Linked DNA regions of Homo sapiens: region 2 is linked to region 1. A link is an interaction called in ENCODE POLR2A ChIA-PET data of the cell type or tissue named here. Cell type or tissue: IMR-90. All regions are shown on one strand. Links, peaks and the distances in the headings refer to the core of each region. The heading gives the core; the rest is flanking DNA.

Region 1 (2,914 bases), core at 90-2,589:
CAGAAGAGCTTTGAACTGGATGGGAGACTGAAGCTTTCCCTCTACCTAGATTGTTAATACCTGACAGTGAATCTCCTCTTACAAACTGAGCCAGAGCATCAAGAAGGCTATGAACGAATCTCCCTGAGATGCCTTCAGTGAGCAGGGAAGGGAAAGCCAACAGAGCAAGATTGAAATATAAGTGGGAGAAAAGTAAAGCCATTTCCTGTTTATATACTTCAGCCTTCAGAGGCCACAAAAAACCAGCTACATACGATTATGTTATTTCGGAGCCTCCAAATGGAGTGACACATACTCTTTTACTGCCAATTACCAAGGCGTGGAAGGTGGAGAGAGGACTCTCTAGCTCCTCTGCTCCATCTCTTTGTGGCTATCACATTGGCTTCAATACAATGTGACTTAGGTACCCAAATTATTCTAGTATTGAGACAGGCAAGTGTAAAGAGGTCCCTGGAGAAACTTCAACCAGCCTGGTCACTGGGAGGAATGTGCGCTGGGGAGGAGCCTCGGGAAGTCTGTGCCATTTTGCAGCAGGGAGGAGCCTGGCCTCTCTTGTTCTGGGGTGGGGAAACTGGGATTCAATCTGTGAGGCAGGAAGCCAGCTAGCAGGACTCTGGTTTTGCTGAGAGTCCCTGTTTCCCTTTTTTCCCTTTTCACCCAATAAACCCTGCTTTTCTCACCCTTCAAAGTGTCTCTGAGCCTAATTTTTCATGGTTGTGTGACAAGGACCCTGCTTTTAGCTAACTAAGGAGAAAGTCCTACAACAATATAGTGGGACAAAACCCAGAGACAACAATCGATTTCAGCCAATCCAGATTCTACCAAGTCTGTAAACAGTACATATATTATATATATATATATATATGCTTACAGTTACTTCCAAACCTCTTTTTCTCATAATCACCCAAACCTAGACTAATGAGTTCCCCCATTTCTGCTCTCAAAATTTCTCCAAACAAGCCCTTTTCTCTAGGGGTACAGAATTCCTCATAAGCTGAATTTGTACCTTCTCTTTGTACTGTAATCTATGATCATGCATAAGTCTTTCTCTGAAGGGGAAAAAATGACAACTTTTGACTTGAAATCCAGCTCTGGATTTACCTAGAAGTCAAGCTTGTTAAAATATGGTCCTCAGGGTTTAGAAGACGAGGGTGAGCTAATTCTGAGTCTCAGCCTGCCTACCAAACCAGCCATACGATCGATACGGAAGACAGATAAAACCACACAGGACTCATGCCTTCAGCATGACCAGACAACAGAGAACACTGCAACCTTCAAATTGCCTGAAAGTAACAAATTCCAACAGAACTCTCACCACCTACTCATAGCTGCTAAGAGCCTGTGGATGCAGAGAGCAGAGAGGGAAGCAGAAAAGAGCTAAGAAAATAAACAGAGGGAGCAGAGGGCCACGAGGAAGCACAAACTCACCCTAGAAAGAGGAAATGAAATAGACAATGCAAAACAACCCAATACCAGTCAGGACTTGGAGATGCATAGGAAGGCACTGGAGAGTGGGTGGGGCCAGAAGGGGTGGCCTCAGAACATACTACTTGTGGGGGATAATCAGATCTAAAGAAAAGATCTGATGTTCCTTGGAGATGAGACAGAGACGGGAAAGAAGGACTTAAGAAGGGGGAATAAGGAGCCTGCAGAAACACAACAGTAAACTAGAATAAGTGGAGAGACCCCTTGCTCTTGATTTGGAGGTCTCGGTGTTATCAAGATGTCAGTTCTCCCTAATTTATAAATGTAGTGCAAGACCAACAAAAATTCTAAGGAGCTTTTTAATGGAGACAGACACATTAGAAAACAACACACAAGAATATCTAGGAACACATCAAAAAGGAATAACTTGGTGGGGGTGAGAAAGGGATAATACCGCTACCAGATGTTAAAACATAATATAGACTTCCCACAATTAAAACAGAGTGGCACTGGCACATGAATAGACTGACATCAAAGAAACAATAAAATGTCAAGGAAAAGATGAAAAAAAAGAATTTCCATTTGGAAAAACATAAAAGTAGATCCATCCGTCAAACCCTACATAAGAATGAACTCTGAATGAATCAGAAATGTAAATGTAAAAATAAAAGGACATATACTAGAAAAAAATAAATTCTTCTACAACCTATGTATATAGTAAAAGGCTAGGTCTGACTTAAAATTTAAATGCAATAAAATACTAATATGTTTGTTTGCATAAATTAAAATTTTAAAAAAGGTTGTATGGAATAACTACACCATTAGTAAATTTCTTTTTATTTTATTTTTTATTTTAGATGGAGTCTCACTCTGTTGCCACGCTGGAGTGCAGTGGCTTGATCTCGGCTCACTGCAACCTCTGCCTCCCGGGTTCAAGCAATTCTCCTGCCTAAGCTTCCTGAGTAGCTGGGACCACAGGCACACGCCACCATGCCCAGCAATTTTTTTTTTTTTTTTTGTATTTTTAGTAGAGACGGTGTTTCGCCGTGTTGGCCAGGATCGTCTTGATCTCCTGACCTTGTGATCTGCCCACCTTGGCCTCCCAAAGTGTTGGGATTACAGGCGTGAGCCACTGCGCCCAGCCACCATAAGTAAATTTTTAAATGACAAAATGGAAGAAAAATTTGCAACATACATTGCAAATAGAAGAATTAATGTCACTAATGTACAAGGCACTTTGCAAAATCAAGGATCAAAAACCAAAAGTCCTACAGAAAAATGGGCAAACACATGAAAAACTATTCATTAAAAGAAACAGATACATGGCCTAGAACCATATGAAAAGATGCTCAATTTTGTTTATAATAAAAGTGCACCAAGAGGCTGGGTGCAGTGGCTCACACCTGTAATCCCAACACTTTGAGAGGCAAAGACAGGAAGACTGCTTGAGGCCAGGAGTTTAAGACCAGCCTGAGCAACACAGACACCC
Region 2 (2,914 bases), core at 243-2,742, 170 kb before region 1:
TTTGCAAAGGTCTTGCTTGCTAGAAAGCTATCTGCATTAAGCTGCTTCTCATCACATTATAAAACTAAGGATGATCATTTTTAAACAAACAAAAGTATTTAGTTATCTTTTCAAAGTAAAATATAGCTTTCCCTAAACTGTTTTAGGTGAGCCATGCACACAATGTGAAAGAATGAAGAAACCAACAAAACACTTGGTGAAAATGATGAATTCTGGGGCGCTGATTCATGTGACTTGAAAAATGCCATCCATTTCCTGATTCACCTCAATTCTGTTCGGAACTATGAAAGATCATTTATGTTTCTGCACTAATTGACCAATTTTGTCTTGTCTTTACTTCCCTCCCTAGTGCTTGAATTTCAGCCACATCCCTAAGCTGCCATCTCAGACCAGAGGAACAGGGAGGGGGGCTTTCTGGAAAGAACATCACCTGGAAGAAATCAGGACATGACTGTGGGCCATGAGTGACCTTCAAAGGAAAGCCGGGTATCTGTGGTCTTTAAGATGTGGTAAGATTGTATTAAAATTATAGAAAAAAACCTCAATCCAGAAATCGTGGCCTCTTGACATTTACATCTTAACTGCATTTTCCTACCAATGAGATGCATTACAATCATCCTCCATAAGTGTTCTCTTTTTACCCCTGTTTCCATTCTTTTAGATCCATGACATTTAAAAACTGAAGAAATGGAAAGATCATCTGATCAGGCCCATCAGTCTTTTTCCTAATGCTAAACATTGGTACAAAGACGTGAAGTTTGATGTCTCACTAAGATTGCCTAGGGCTGCTTTATTGCTCACCTACTTCAAAGTATTGGGAAAACATGATTATGGGTACAGGTGATGCTGTGTTGCCCCCAGACAGGTTTCTTTTGTCAGGTTCTTTTGATGGATTAGGAACCTACAAGTGGGGAGATTTTAGGGAAATAGCCCCTCCACTTGGATTTCACCAAAACGTCTTTAGGGTTCTCTTACCCCAAGAAACACGCATTCCTCTTTAGTGTGGCAGCCCACTCTATTGGCAAAGTTAAGCAGACCAGTTTTACTAAAAAGGAGCCACCCAGAAACTTAGACAGAAAATACTTGAGGCACAGATGAGAATGAGCACAAATGTGCATAGCAAGTGCAGTTTCCTGGCCCTTAAACTGAAGGGCCAGGTCAGTCTGCTCCTCCAGGCACAGCCTGGGACCCCATCATGTGCCCCACTCTGCAGTCTGAGCTTCCACTCAAGTCCACCAGGGCCTGCCTCACATATATATACAAGACCCAATGTCAGAGTCTGCCTCTGCCCATGTCTGGTCAGAGGGTTGCACTTTGCCACTGCTACATGTTCCCAGAGGTTGGCACAGCATGACCTGGACCTCACCTAACCCAGGCAAACTCTGCTCATCTTCGAGCTCTCTGGAACCCATTTCTCAAGGGAGAACCACATTCCCCCACCTCACAGCCAAGTTCAAGGAAGCAGCCTGGCTAAAGCAATGACTCAAGGATACCAGAAGCAGAGCACGCATTTAAGAAGATGCGCTGACTCGCAGGAGCAGCTGACTCTTCTTAAGAAGAGTTTACTGATTCTTCTTTCAGTACGGGCCTTTTAATAAGATATTGTATTTTACTTCAGCTATGGGTGCAGACAATTAAAGGATTCTAGAAATCTGAAAGTGTTTTGCCTTGTCCTCTTGGTTAAATTTCTGGATATATTGTCTAGCAACTCAATTTGCTTAAACAAAATTGTTGTGTCAAAAAAGCCCAAGTCATCTTTTATAAGTGTGGTCTGGGGAGAAGAAAAAAATGCTAAGTTTAAAAGATTTTTGGAATATCTGAAGAAAATACAGATAGCTTGTAATGGAGATGAAGCCTCTGGATGGTTTCCAGGGTGTTATTTTCCGACATTGAGTCTTGTATATATCTTGAATGTCTATAAGCAAAGAATGGCTATACTGTTTTTAAAAAGATATGTTTTATACTTATTAACCAATGTCCTCTCTATTCCTCTGCCTTTGAAAATAGAGCTTTGGGGGAAAATAAGTACCTTTGGAAATATGTTTTCAAAAATAATATTCATCCTGCTTAGATTTAGAAGCACAGATTACTCTGCCTTAGTTTACTTCATTATTTACCAGAGAGATTAACTCAAAATAACCTTGAGTTAATGAAAAGATGATTAAGTGAAATTAAACCCAAAAGTAAAATGTCTCCTGAGCAAATCCATAGAAAGAAGAGCCATCAAGCATCCAGTGGGCCCTCCATCAAGTGTTGTTTCAGGCCCTCCTTTCCAATCCATTCTCATTACCATAATTCACAGTGTCAGTGTCTCTCACCCAAACTACCAACACCTCCTCTTACCGTCTTCCTGACTCCAGTTCCAGTGATCATTCCCCAATCAGCAGCATCACACCCACCCCTCACACATACATCATCATCATCATCATTACCGTTAATAACACAGACCTGATTTTATTTGAATTGGAAACTACTTGGCTTTAAAAAAAAAAACTCCCTTGCAGCTAGGTGAGGCCATAGAACTCAGCCATAACCAATAAGATATAAGTGGAGTAGGATTCTAAGATAGGCTTTGTAAAAGGGGGCAGACAACTAAATGGGCATGGTCTTTCCTGTCCTTCTCTCCTACTTCTGGATTCCCACCTGGAAGTTGATTGTGATGGTGGAAATACCAGGCACTGGTCGGGTGCGATGGCTCATGCCTGTAATCCCAGCACTTTGGGAGGTCAAGGTGAGTAGATCACCTGAGGTCAGGGGTTTGAGACCAGCCTGACCAACATGGTGAAACCCTGTCTCTACTAAAAATACAAAAATTAGCCTGGCATGGTGACACGCACCTGTAGTCCCAGCTACTCGGGAGGCTGAGGCAGGAGAATCTCTTGAACTGGGGAGGAGGAGGTTGCAATGAGCCAAG

Evidence for each region. ChIA-PET counts read pairs that join two places held together with the same protein. Peaks named below come from ENCODE experiments on the same cell type or tissue, not always from the same donor. Only the 100,000 strongest peaks of a DNase experiment are listed, where the experiment ranks them.
Region 2: POLR2A ChIA-PET joins it to region 1 with 10 read pairs; 2 of 35 experiments call an interaction of 5 or more read pairs at or near these places.

What each region holds. Positions count from the first base shown.
Region 1 is chr5:9,715,700-9,718,613 of GRCh38, forward strand. All of the region lies in intron 5 of LINC02112 (long intergenic non-protein coding RNA 2112), which reads right to left. It also overlaps a transcript of TAS2R1 not described here. Among named protein-coding and RNA genes, the nearest start is that of TAS2R1, 87 kb to the left of the region's middle. In IMR-90, for the core only: no CTCF peak of the experiment used is centred there; DNase peaks (open chromatin) are centred at 242, 522 and 1,322; H3K4me3 peaks cover 424 bases; H3K27ac peaks cover 1,085 bases.
Region 2 is chr5:9,548,641-9,551,554 of GRCh38, forward strand. It overlaps SNHG18 (small nucleolar RNA host gene 18), which reads left to right. Exons shown (of 3, transcript NR_045196.2): 2 at 350-509; 3 at 662-1,658. SNORD123 (small nucleolar RNA, C/D box 123) reads left to right here and starts at 187; the gene lies at 187-274. In IMR-90, for the core only: no CTCF peak of the experiment used is centred there; a DNase peak (open chromatin) is centred at 1,511.